Linked DNA regions of Homo sapiens: region 1 is linked to region 2. A link is a contact called in ENCODE Hi-C or POLR2A ChIA-PET data. All regions are on one chromosome and are shown on one strand. Each heading gives the region's core, a stretch centred on a gene start or an enhancer-like site at or near the end of the contact. The rest is flanking DNA. Distances are from core to core; before and after follow the strand shown. Region 1 has its middle 7.9 kb from the start of GPR15. Region 2 has its middle 3.9 kb from the start of GABRR3.

Region 1 (5,687 bases), core at 890-3,389, 500 kb before region 2:
AGCTCCACCAGGCATTACACTTTGAAACCTAAATGGAGGCAGTCATGCCTCACAGCTCTTGCATTCTTCATGCTTACAGACTAAATACCACACGGGCATTGCCAAAGCTTATGGCGTGTACCTTCTGGAGCAGTGGGGCTGAGCCAAAACAGAGCAACAGCCTTTATAGAAGTTATCTTCTGATCAATTGTTTGACTTCATAATCCCACTCTCAGTCTCTCTCAAAAGTGCATAGTCACATAAGTTACTTATTATCTAATGTGGAATATAGGTTTGGAGTTTGTGGAAAGATTTATAATACCCTGGCAATAGCCGGTGGAACTCCTGACTATCACACAGTGATTAGAAATCACTATTTTTGGTCCAATACTAGGCATATTGGACCTGAATTCAGAAAAGTTTTCCATTTAAATAGAAAATCAATGTTACACCAAGAAAGGGCTGAAGTAAAGGATATTGCATCAGTTATTTCTCTACTCAAGTACAGCTGGAATGATCAAAAAAGTTAAAGGACAGTGGCAAGATTGCTCCTGATGACTGTAATAGACTCCCTGTCCCTCATAGTTACAGCATATCATAAACAAAAGACATTCAAGCAAAAGTATGAATATAAAAATTTAATATTTAACATTTTAAATGTTTTTCATTTTTATTTTAATCAATGGTGAGATTTTTCTAGCATGTTCAGTTTAGTTCAACAATGATGAGTGCTTGATATGGAAGAAGCCAAGCATATGGCTACAAAAAATGAAGATGTGGCTTCTTCTCTTCCCCCATCCCCAGGGTGGAGGGAGCTCTCTTCCTACCTGGTGGACAGACATGGCACCAGATGAGTCACTATGCAGGATGCAATAGTTGCTGTGCTAAGAGACATTATGGGAGAATAAAGGTCCTGCCTGCATGCTGAAATGTTCATCACCATTTTCAAATTTTAAATGCATAGCAGTTCTAAAACTGTTGCTTTTAAGGAATTGGGTACTTGTAAAGGAAACAGCGGGTCATCCTAGAAAGAAACAGATGATTACTAGGGGAGGTCTCAAGGCCAATGTAGGGATTATACTCACAGATCAGAAACACAGTAATTGAAAAACTAGAGGACCTACAACTCAGAAATGATGTTTTATAATAAATTTAGCTACTATTTTTATCTTGGGTACTTCATTGAAAGCCTAAACTAAATTTTAGCTTTTTTTATTACTACAAAATTAATGCATTTTTTTTTGGAAAATACAAGTAATAATAAATATAAAAATCACTTGTAACTTCACAAAGTTAACATTTTGCTGTATAGGGTTCCAGTATTTTTGCATTCATATATGAATAAAATAGTCACAAATAATGTGGTCATCCTATAGATATAGTTTTGTAGTCTGCTTTTTTCACTTAATTTCATTGGATTTATTATTAAGGTCTTTCCACTTCAGTATATGGTACAGTATTTTTAAAGGCTGCATAGTATTCCATTGTAAGAAAGTGCATGAATTTTAATTTACTCAGTCAATTTGGACATTTGGATTGTTTTCACTTTCCTGCTTTTATGAACAATGCTGCAATAAAAATACATGTGCATATGTCTTTTCACCTGGCCGTAATGATTTTTTAGGGCAAAATCTTGGAAGTGGAATTGCTTTTGATATAGGTTTCTAAATTTTTTCTACAAAGCTTAATCAATTTACACTCAATAAGCTTCCCTCACACCCGCAGACCCAATCCTGGTCAACCTTAGTATTTAATGTTTCACTCTTTGTCAGTTTAATAGGTAAAACCATATTTTGTTTTTTTTAATATTATGTATCATGCTAAATATAAATTTACAAACTTTTTGGCAGTATTCTTTTCTATGTTTGAATTATTATAGGAAAGACACATTGATTTGAAATCCTGAGGACTAAGTTATACAGTTCTGAATTGACTTTTACTCAATTCTTTACTGATTTTCCGATTTTTAAGCTATTTCTATTAACATACACAAGTCAGGTCTGAATTGCATAAACATCTTTTTTATTAGAAATAAGGTAGCCATTCTCATCTATCTTCAAGTGCTCTGAATCTGTATTTTTGCTTTAAACATGAAACCACAGGCCAAGTTTCGTTTCTCATTTACCACTTCTCCACCTGAGTTGTCAGTTTTGCTTTTGCTCTAACTCAAGGCCAAATGAAAGGGCATCTCATTAAATCACTGTGCTGGGCAAGGTTCATGTAAAGTTATCTACTTTGCTTTGCATACTTTTTTTTAGTTTGTCATTTGGAAATAAATTTAAACCTAATACTGTTCAAGATGTGTTCTTGTGTTTAAAATAATGAGTCTATACGTTTAAAGTCTTAAAGATTTTTAAGACTCGAGAGTCTTAACATCTATAAAGACAATGATAGCATTTTCATTTGAGGATGCTAATGTGAACACTTTAAGGAAATGTAACAATGTTTAGGAAATAACCATATCAAAATGACAATTACATAAGTGACTTGTATATGGACTAAGTATGGGCTTCTCCTAAACATTGGAAAAGACCAAGGAAAGTTATTTGACTTGTAATTTTCATTGCATATACCGGGCTCTTCTTGGGTGTCACTATTTCATTCTTTGATTAAAAAAAATAAACAACTATGTGGATTCTAAACTCCATGAAAAACAAGTTCTGCTTCTACCTTTTTAACTCCTATAGAGTCGAATAAAGTGATATACATATATCACTATATATATTTATTGTGAACAAATACAAATATATATATATATATATTTGTTCAACCTTTTTTTTTTTTTTGAGATGGAATTTCGCTCTTGTTGCCCAGGCTGGAGTGCGATGGTGTGATCTCAGCTCACTGCAACCTCCACCTCCCGGCTTCAAGCAATTCTCCTGCCTCAGCCTCCCGAGTAGCTGGGATTACAGGCATTTGGCACCATGCCCAGCTAATTTTGTATTTTTAGTAGAGACAGGGGGTTTCTCCTTGTTGGTCAGGCTGATCTGGAACTCGTGGCCTCAGGTGATCCACCTGCCTTGGCCTCCCAAAATGCTGGGATTATAGGCGTGAGCCATCACGCCCCGCCTCAACTTTTTTTTTTTTTTTTTTTACGTAGAGATGGGGTCTCACTATGTTGACCAGGCTGGTCTCAAACTCTTAGCCTCGAGTGATCCTCCCATCTCGGCCTCCCAAAGTACTGGGATTACAGGCCTGAGCCACTATGTCCAGCCATGTTCAACTCTTTAGTAGAAATTTCAATCCATTTATATGCTTTTTGTAATTGCTGATATATTTATGCATACATATGCCATTTTATTTTGTGTTCTTTATTTACTATGCTTTTTCTTTGCTTTATTTTCTCCTTTCTTGTATTCTGTATTTTGTTAGTGGATAAAATAGTTAAATTCATCTCAAGTACTTCAGTCTGAATATTAACAGCAACATTCAACAGATGCTTTTCAGCTGCAACTGTATACAGTATGTTTGTGTGTTTGTGTATGTGTATAAGAGAAAGAAAGAGGCTGGGTGCAGTGGCTCATGCCTGTAATCCCAGAACTTTGGGAGGCCAAGGTGGGCGGATCACTTGAGGTCAGGAGTTTGAGACCAGCCTGGCCAAAATGGTGAAACTCCATATCTGCTAAAAATACCAAAAAAAAAAAAAAAAAAAAAGGAGCCTAGCATAGTGGCGCATGCCTGTAATCCAGCTACTCGGGAGGCTGAGGCAGGAGAATCACTTGAATCCTGGAGGCGGAGGTTGCAGTGAGTCAAGATCGTGCCTCTGCACTCCAACCTGGATGACAGAATGAGTGAGACTCCATCTCAAAAAAAAAAAAAAAAAAAAAAAAAGAGAAAAAAGATATTTTGTGAATGTGTAACTGCAATATGCCTGTTTTAGAATCCACCAGTTACAATAAAAAGATTTAACAATTTTTATGGTTGTCATAGTGTATTGTGTACGATAGACATTTTGCATTCACAGTTTGATGTTTGAGATTTTGACTGAAACTCCACAGTTGTATGACATAAAAAGCAGACATTTAAACCACTGACCTATGAGGTGATGCGGAATGAGTCACTTAACTAGTGAGTCAGGCCAAACACTTAGGATAGATATCTCCTTTCAACTTTTCTTTTTATACATTTTGCAATAGCTCTGAAAACATTACATTTTATTCAATTTGTATGAAGTAGATTATATGCTATATTGGAGTTGGCAAATTTAGGGATTTGTGAAGGTTTTACAATGGATGGTTATGAAATACAAAGGGTCTATATATACTCTGTAAGGAAAAGAGCAGTATTGCTTGCTGAAGACTTTGCCACAGATTTTTTTAAATTAAAAATAAAGTCTCCAGTCATATGTAATTTTTGATGCATAAAATTTTAATTTCTGAATAAACATCACAATAGTAGTTTATATCTCCTGTTTTGTATATAATTAAGAGCAAACAAAAGAGTGCATTTATAGTATACAGGTCACAAATATGCTAGGCAGGAGCACTTTTTTGTTTTATTTTGAGCTAATAGAAACACAGAAATAAAATATTTTAAATCAGAATTGATAGGGCCGGGCGCGGTGGCTCAAGCCTGTAATCCCAGCACTTTGGGAGGCCGAGGCGGGCGGATCACAAGGTCAGGAGATTGAGATCATCCTGGCTAACACGGTGAAACCCCGTCTCTACTAAAAATACGAAAAAAAATTAGCCGGGCGTGGTGGCGGGCTCCTGTAGCCCCAGCTGCTCGGGAGGCTGAGGCAGGAGAATGGCGTGAACCTGGGAGGCGGAGCTTGCAGGGAGCCGAGATCGCGCCACTGCACTCCAGCCTGGGCGACAGAGCAAGACTCCGTCTCAAAAAAAAAAAAAAAAAAAAAAAAGAATTGATAGGACCTAGCAAGTAAAAATGCTAAATTTCCTATCAATGTTGACAAACATGAGATACTCATAGATGATGTTTAACTCTCTCTAACATGGAAGTGTTAGAAAACTAGTTAATTATTACATATATTTAATTAGCAAATAAGAAAAATCACCGAATAATATCAAATTGATGAACATCTTTTACTAGGTTGGCAGATAATTTTAATAATAATGTGAATATTTTATCGTAGATCCTTAAGCATATGCAGCTAACTCAGAAAGTTTCATTGTGATTTGAAAGTACCTTTGGATCTTAGAAATTTGGTGCTTATGTATATAAACCAGAAATTTTTTAGTTTAATAATGTCTGCTCAACTAGCAGAATACTTTCCCCCTACTTTTAGATGAACAATGAACATTTTATGTAAATTTACATTTCACTACCATTTACCTTGTCATAAGAACCTTTATGAATAGTTTGATACTTTGGATATTTAAAGTAGGGTTTTTTTTGTTTTGGATTTTGTTTTTAATGCTGTAGGTTTATCTTAGGATGCAATTTGCACTTGTCATATATGTTTAGGAAATATAGCTCTATTAAGGAAATGACAAAGATAGCAAGAACCAATGAGTGTAACTCGCCCTAGGGTGGATTTTTACATTTGCAATATAAAATCAAGTCAGTGGCACAGTTGTTTTTCCCTGTACACTTATACGTAAAGTCTAGTCGTAATCGTTTACTTCTAAAATTGATAAAAACAAAGAATATTGGCTCAAAAAAAAAAGCTTTAAATAATAACCGGCATTTGCAGGGGAAAATCCAATCAACATCAAACTCCGTGAAAGACAAAAGGAACTCGCAGTAGT
Region 2 (5,616 bases), core at 1,074-3,573:
GCTAACCAGTATGTTTTTTTTTCTTTCAGTACTACAAATATGTCATCTCACTCTCTCCAGGCCTGCAAGGTTTCTGCTGAGAAATCCACTAGTGGTATCACAGGGTTTTCTTTACATAGGATGAGTTGCTTCCCTTAAAAGTCTCTTTGTCCTTAACTTTTGACAATTTTATTACAATGTATCTCAGTATGTTCTCTTTTAAGTTGAACCTATTTGGAAACATTTGAGATTCTTGAATCTGGATTCACAATTTCCAAATCTTCCCCAAATTAGGAAGGTTTTAGTCATTATTATTTAAATTAGCTTTCTGCTCCCTTTTTCTGTCTGTTTTCCTTAAAATTCCATAATGCATTTATTGGTTTACTTGATGGTATTCCATAAATCCCATAGGCTTTCTTCACCCTTTTTCATTATTTTTTTCTTTTCTTCTCTGACTGGATAATTTTAAATGATCTCTCTTTGAATTTGCAGATTCTTCCGCTTAACTGTGTGCTGTTGAAACCCTCTTTTGCATTTTTCATTCCACTCATTGTATTCTTTAGCTCCAGAACTGCTCTTTGGTTCTTTTTAATGATTTTCATCTCTTTGTTCAACTTCTCATTTTTTTCATATATTATTTTCCTGATTCCACTAAGTTACCAATCTGTTATTTTGTAGCTTGCTGAGCTTGTTTAAAACAATTATTTTTAATTCTTTGTCAGGAAATTTGTAGATCTTCATTTCTTAGGGATTCATTAGTGGATTTTTTTGTATTCCTTTAGTGTTATCATGTTTTCTTGATTTTTCCAGTTCTTTGTAGCCTTGCTTTGATGTGTGTGTATTTGAACAAGGAGTTACCTCTTCCAGACCTTACAGATAGGCTTCAGTTGGGAAAGATCTTCACCACAGATGGGTACAAGGGTGCTGGTCAGATGGGGTGCAGCAGCTTCTACTCTAAGGTGGTGCATTGGTATGAAATTCTAACAGCTGCATCAGCTGAGGTCAGTGTCAGCAAATACTATGGGGGCACTTGATGGCAAAATTTGTGGGTGTCCATGGCAGCAGCAATAGTTTCTTGGGCCCTTCTGTTCTCCATTTCTCCCACAGATGGAGTCTTCTCTGAGAAATATGGGCATATTTCTCAATGGTACCAGGGCCCAGAAAGTAGGTGCATGCATAGCAGTGGCAGCACTGGAGCCCAGGGAGATATATTAATATTAGAGACAAAAAGGTCAGGTGGCAATGGAAATACAAAGGGCAGGAAAATGCAAAAGTAGCTCTGAAGCAAAAAACGAAGAAAGATTTTGAAAGGGAGTAATTAAAGATGACTCAAAATCTCAATCCTGGAAAACAGGGACCTTATTGGTAATCTTAATGAAATTCATAACATTGGAAGATCATACTACATTAATAAAGATGCATGAGATTGATAGCTGATATTAATTTTGTCAATTATGGTATCTTCAATGTATCAAACATTGTGCTAAACATACAGTCTCATAAATTCTGACTTTAACCTTAAAAGATAGGTCCTAGTATTATTCCTCTTAACTATATATAAAGTAACTGACTCAACAAAAAATCTTAGGTCATTTTCAATGTTCAGACAAGTAGTAAATGGAAGAATAGATGTTTGTACCCACAAAAACTGACACCAAATATCCCAATAAAGATTATCGCTATTGTCTCTTCTTAACCACTGTGTTTTATTGCTTCCTCAGGGGTCTCAAAAGTCACCTACATACATGTGCTTAATGAATACAGAAGAGGAAATTGAAGTCCAGGAAGTTTAAGAAACTTTTTAAAAATCATGCAGTAAGTACCATATCCAGTCCCAGAGCCATGTGCCCTAGTGTTTTATTTAGTGCCCTTTAGAAACTTTACTCATAACAGGTACTTCATTCTAATAGAAAGCTTATTTTTCTACAATGTTCACCTCTGTCTCTTACCGTTCCCACAAACAAAATGCTGTTCTTAGGTGTAGGTAAAAAGTGAAATCTTAAAAATAAATTAGTGTTCAATCAGAGAAACCAATAAACCTCATTAGTCAATTATTCGAGGTAAATAATTGCATTTTCCTCAATAACGGGGTGTGTGGGTTTTTTATCTGAATCATTTGGTATTATATCATTAATCTTTTCAGTTCATTCTGCCAGTATTGGTAAGTGAAAATTATTCACTACAAGTGCTGAATAATTTGCATTTACCAATACTACATAAGAAAGTTTTCCTAAGGAGGCAAATTCGAGACAATAGTAATTTGGATGAGAATGTGTATCCTATGCTTCCATCTAGTGGTGGTCTTGCGCTATTACACGATGATGAAGACTGCTTTGCTTTAGTGTCATCCTCTTGCCTGTAAAACAGAGCAAGATTCTTCAGGTGTCCTCACTCGTATCACAGCTGATTCTGTATGCCAGGAAGGATGTGATAAGAGACTGAAACAAGGGTCGTGGGGGGGACGATGGTCTACTGGGTATGAAAAAACGATGATCTACTGGTTATCTGGTAATTCTGGGAACTGGAGAGGAAACAGGATTTCTGAGTGAGAGCAGGGTTTTTTGGAAGGATAGCAAATGCCCCCTACTGGCTGCTCTAGGCATGGCCAGTTATATTTCCAATGCATCAAAGCAAAACAGTTACGCGCAATTTGATGACGGGGACAAACTCAGAGAAATGCGTTGTTAGGTGATTTCCTCATTGTGCAAACATTGTAGAGTATACTTACACAAAACTCTATGGTCTAGCCTACTGCACACCTATGCTATATGATATTACTCCTAGGCCACAAACCTATACAGCACGTTATTATACCAAATACTATAGGCAATTGTAACACAATGGTACGTATTTGTGTATCTAAACATGTATAAACATAGACAAAATAGAAAAGGTTCAGTTAAAATGCAGTATAAAAGATGAATTGTATAGGGCACTTACCATGAATGGAGTTAACAGGACTGAAAGTTGTTCTGGGTGAGTTAGTGAGTTGTTCTGGGTGACTGAGTGTGAAAGCCCAAGACATGACTGTACACTACTGTCAACTGTACACTTAGGCTATACTAAATTTATACAAAATATTTTTCTTTCTTCAATAATAAATTAACCTTAGCTTATTGGAGAACTGCAGTCATATATGTGGTCCATCACTGACCAAAACGTCGTTGTGCAGCACATGACTGTAAATATGAAAACTAAATTAGTTGATCACTTAACCTCTCTAGTCCTAGCTTCCTCTGCATAAAAGAGAGCAGGAGAGACATTAAATGTAGTCTAAATGATTTCCAAAAGTCTTTCCCTATTAAGATTTTATGACTCTACAATTTGCAAATCAAGATATTTTGCCTAGATGACATCCTGCAGACACAGTGGGAAATTTATAGAAGCTTGGAATTTGTTGTTGTTGCTGTTGTCAGATCCAGTCTAAATAAGACCTTAGCTTTTCTTTTGTTTTCTCTTTATAGGCAAAATAATGGCTACATACCCCAAGATTGGCGACACAGCCATCCTTTCCAAATTTTCTCTTTATGTCGCTGCCAAAGAAATAAAAACTGGCTGACTGACATCATCAGAGTGGAAGAAGAGTAAACAGGAGACAATTTATGCAAGGGAGAGCTTAAACTACTACGAAATTCTCCAGTGACCCTGTGATTCATTTTGTTTCCTGGTAGTTACCACTTTCTAGTTCTGACAGATGTGCTTTTCTGCTTTTTTTTTTTTTCTTAAGAAGCTTACTGAGCTTGCAAAGGGAAGCTCTAAAGGAATAAGGTTAAGGAGCTAACTCAGCATCAACAGAGGCAGATGCCTTCTTGTAATTGAACTAAAACCCTTAGACTTTCTGTAAGTCAACTCTCTCTAGTGTAAGCCATTGCCTTATTTTTATTTTTATGCAGACCATTTCCCACTTAAAATTCATCATCAAAAAACAAACTGCTTTTATTTCTTCCTTAATGTTTATAGCGATATAGATAGTCTAGCAAAGATTATTCAGTAAAGAGGTCAGACAGATTCTCATCATGATTCATCCCTGCGATGCAGAAGGAGACACCAGGGCATCCTAACATAATTTAAGTGACAGTGAGGAGGCATATGACTTGACAGATATTTCCGAAAAATAAGTGCCCCAAATAGCTCCACTGAGTCCTGTAAAGAGGACATCTTCTATTCCAGTGCTTCATTCCTTCAGATCAAAGACCACTTCGTGAAGTCTCCTCTTCAATCTTGCTTATTCTTTATCAGCTACCAATATTTCTTTGCGAACGTAAAAGTTTAGCAGTCATCAAAGGTTGTCTCAAGATGATAGGACACAGAATTTTGGTAAGGAGAATGTGCAAAGCACCAATTTGCCTATAAATGAGAATCTCACTGATTTACCTATGAATGAGAACTGGCTGTCATGGAGGAGTACTATTTTGGGAGAATGTAAGTATCGTGGTTTTCTTTTGTTTTGTTTTGTTTTGTTTTGTCTTGTTTTGTTTTAAAATGGGATCTGAGATCAAATAAGTTTGAGAGACACAGAATTCAGCAGAACAAAGCAGGCTTTTTTTTTTTCAACTGAAGCCTTGAACGTGTTAATATTCATTCATTATTTAAGAAATATTTACTAATACCAACTATACTTCAAAGATAATTATAAGTGTTTGGGATGCCTCAGGGAACAAAACAAAGATCACTTCCTTGCAGAGCTTACATTCTAGCCGGATAAGACAGATTATGAACAATAAACATAATGTAAATTATATAAAACATGCTAAGCAGGATGAAAGGTAGATTGGTAACACAGGTTGTAGGAGGAAAGAAAGAATACGGTATTTTTAAAAAGAGTGGTCAGGGTATACTTCATTCAATAGATGACATTTTAGCATACATTTGAATTTGTTAAGGGAGTTAGCCATATAGATATCCAGATGAACAATATGTCAGGCAAGGGTGACAACCAGTGCAAAGGCCCTGGGGTAAGAGTGTGACCCCTAACAGAGTAATAAAATGTATAATGTTTCCCAAACTCATTTAGTACATAACAATTTTTCACAAAATGCCTTCAGTGTAGCCAAGAAATACTTTGGGAAATGTTAGTGTAGATGTTGCTTACTAAGTGAAGAGGGGACGAGGTAATAGATAGTGCTAGGGCCGAGGGGTTGGTGCCCTGGATCTCGTAAGAGCACTGAGGTGGAATGTACTGAAACAAACTTTGACCACAGTGCGGTCTTCCAACAACCAAAGTGACAGTAGCTTAAGATGGGCAACTTTTCCTACATTTCTTCCATTGGCTCTTCAAAGAAGGCTTACTGGCTCCGAAATACCTGAAGAAAATGCTTCAACGTTTCTAAACATTACAGAAATTAAAATTACAATACTGATTGAATTACTTAACATTTAAAAGTCTGATAATACCAATGTTAAAAAATATTTTAAGAAATAAGAACTCTCATTCACTGCTAGTGGGGAAGTAAATTGGTACAAGCACTTTGATGAGCAATATGATTGTGCTTAGTAAATTTGAAGGTGTGAAAATTATTTGTCCTAGCCATTTTACTTTTAGGTATTTATCCTAAAGAAACACTTACACATGTGTACAAGAAAATATTTATAAGAATTTATTGCAGGATTGTTTATAATAGAAAAATAAGAAACAAT

What was found. A loop is a pair of places that touch in the nucleus more often than their neighbours do. ChIA-PET counts read pairs that join two places held with the same protein, here RNA polymerase II (POLR2A). Pooled maps may share reads with other maps.
Region 1: a pooled map shows a loop between it and region 2 (4-fold over the local background). The contact joins two enhancer-like sites. A Hi-C loop is called at or near these places in 8 of 50 pooled maps. POLR2A ChIA-PET finds 5 or more read pairs at or near these places in 3 of 52 experiments (OCI-LY7, activated CD4-positive, alpha-beta memory T cell and activated naive CD4-positive, alpha-beta T cell).

Annotation. Positions count from the first base shown.
Region 1 is chr3:98,537,028-98,542,714 of GRCh38, reverse strand. No RefSeq gene overlaps it. Among named protein-coding and RNA genes, the nearest start is that of GPR15, 7.9 kb to the right of the region's middle. Within about 2 kb of position 2,139, at least 3 of the 41 ENCODE cell types and tissues checked have a DNase peak (open chromatin) inside an H3K27ac peak, as active enhancers do.
Region 2 is chr3:98,036,443-98,042,058 of GRCh38, reverse strand. No RefSeq gene overlaps it. Among named protein-coding and RNA genes, the nearest start is that of GABRR3, 3.9 kb to the right of the region's middle. RefSeq lists an enhancer at 2,420-2,714. Within about 2 kb of position 2,323, at least 4 of the 41 ENCODE cell types and tissues checked have a DNase peak (open chromatin) inside an H3K27ac peak, as active enhancers do.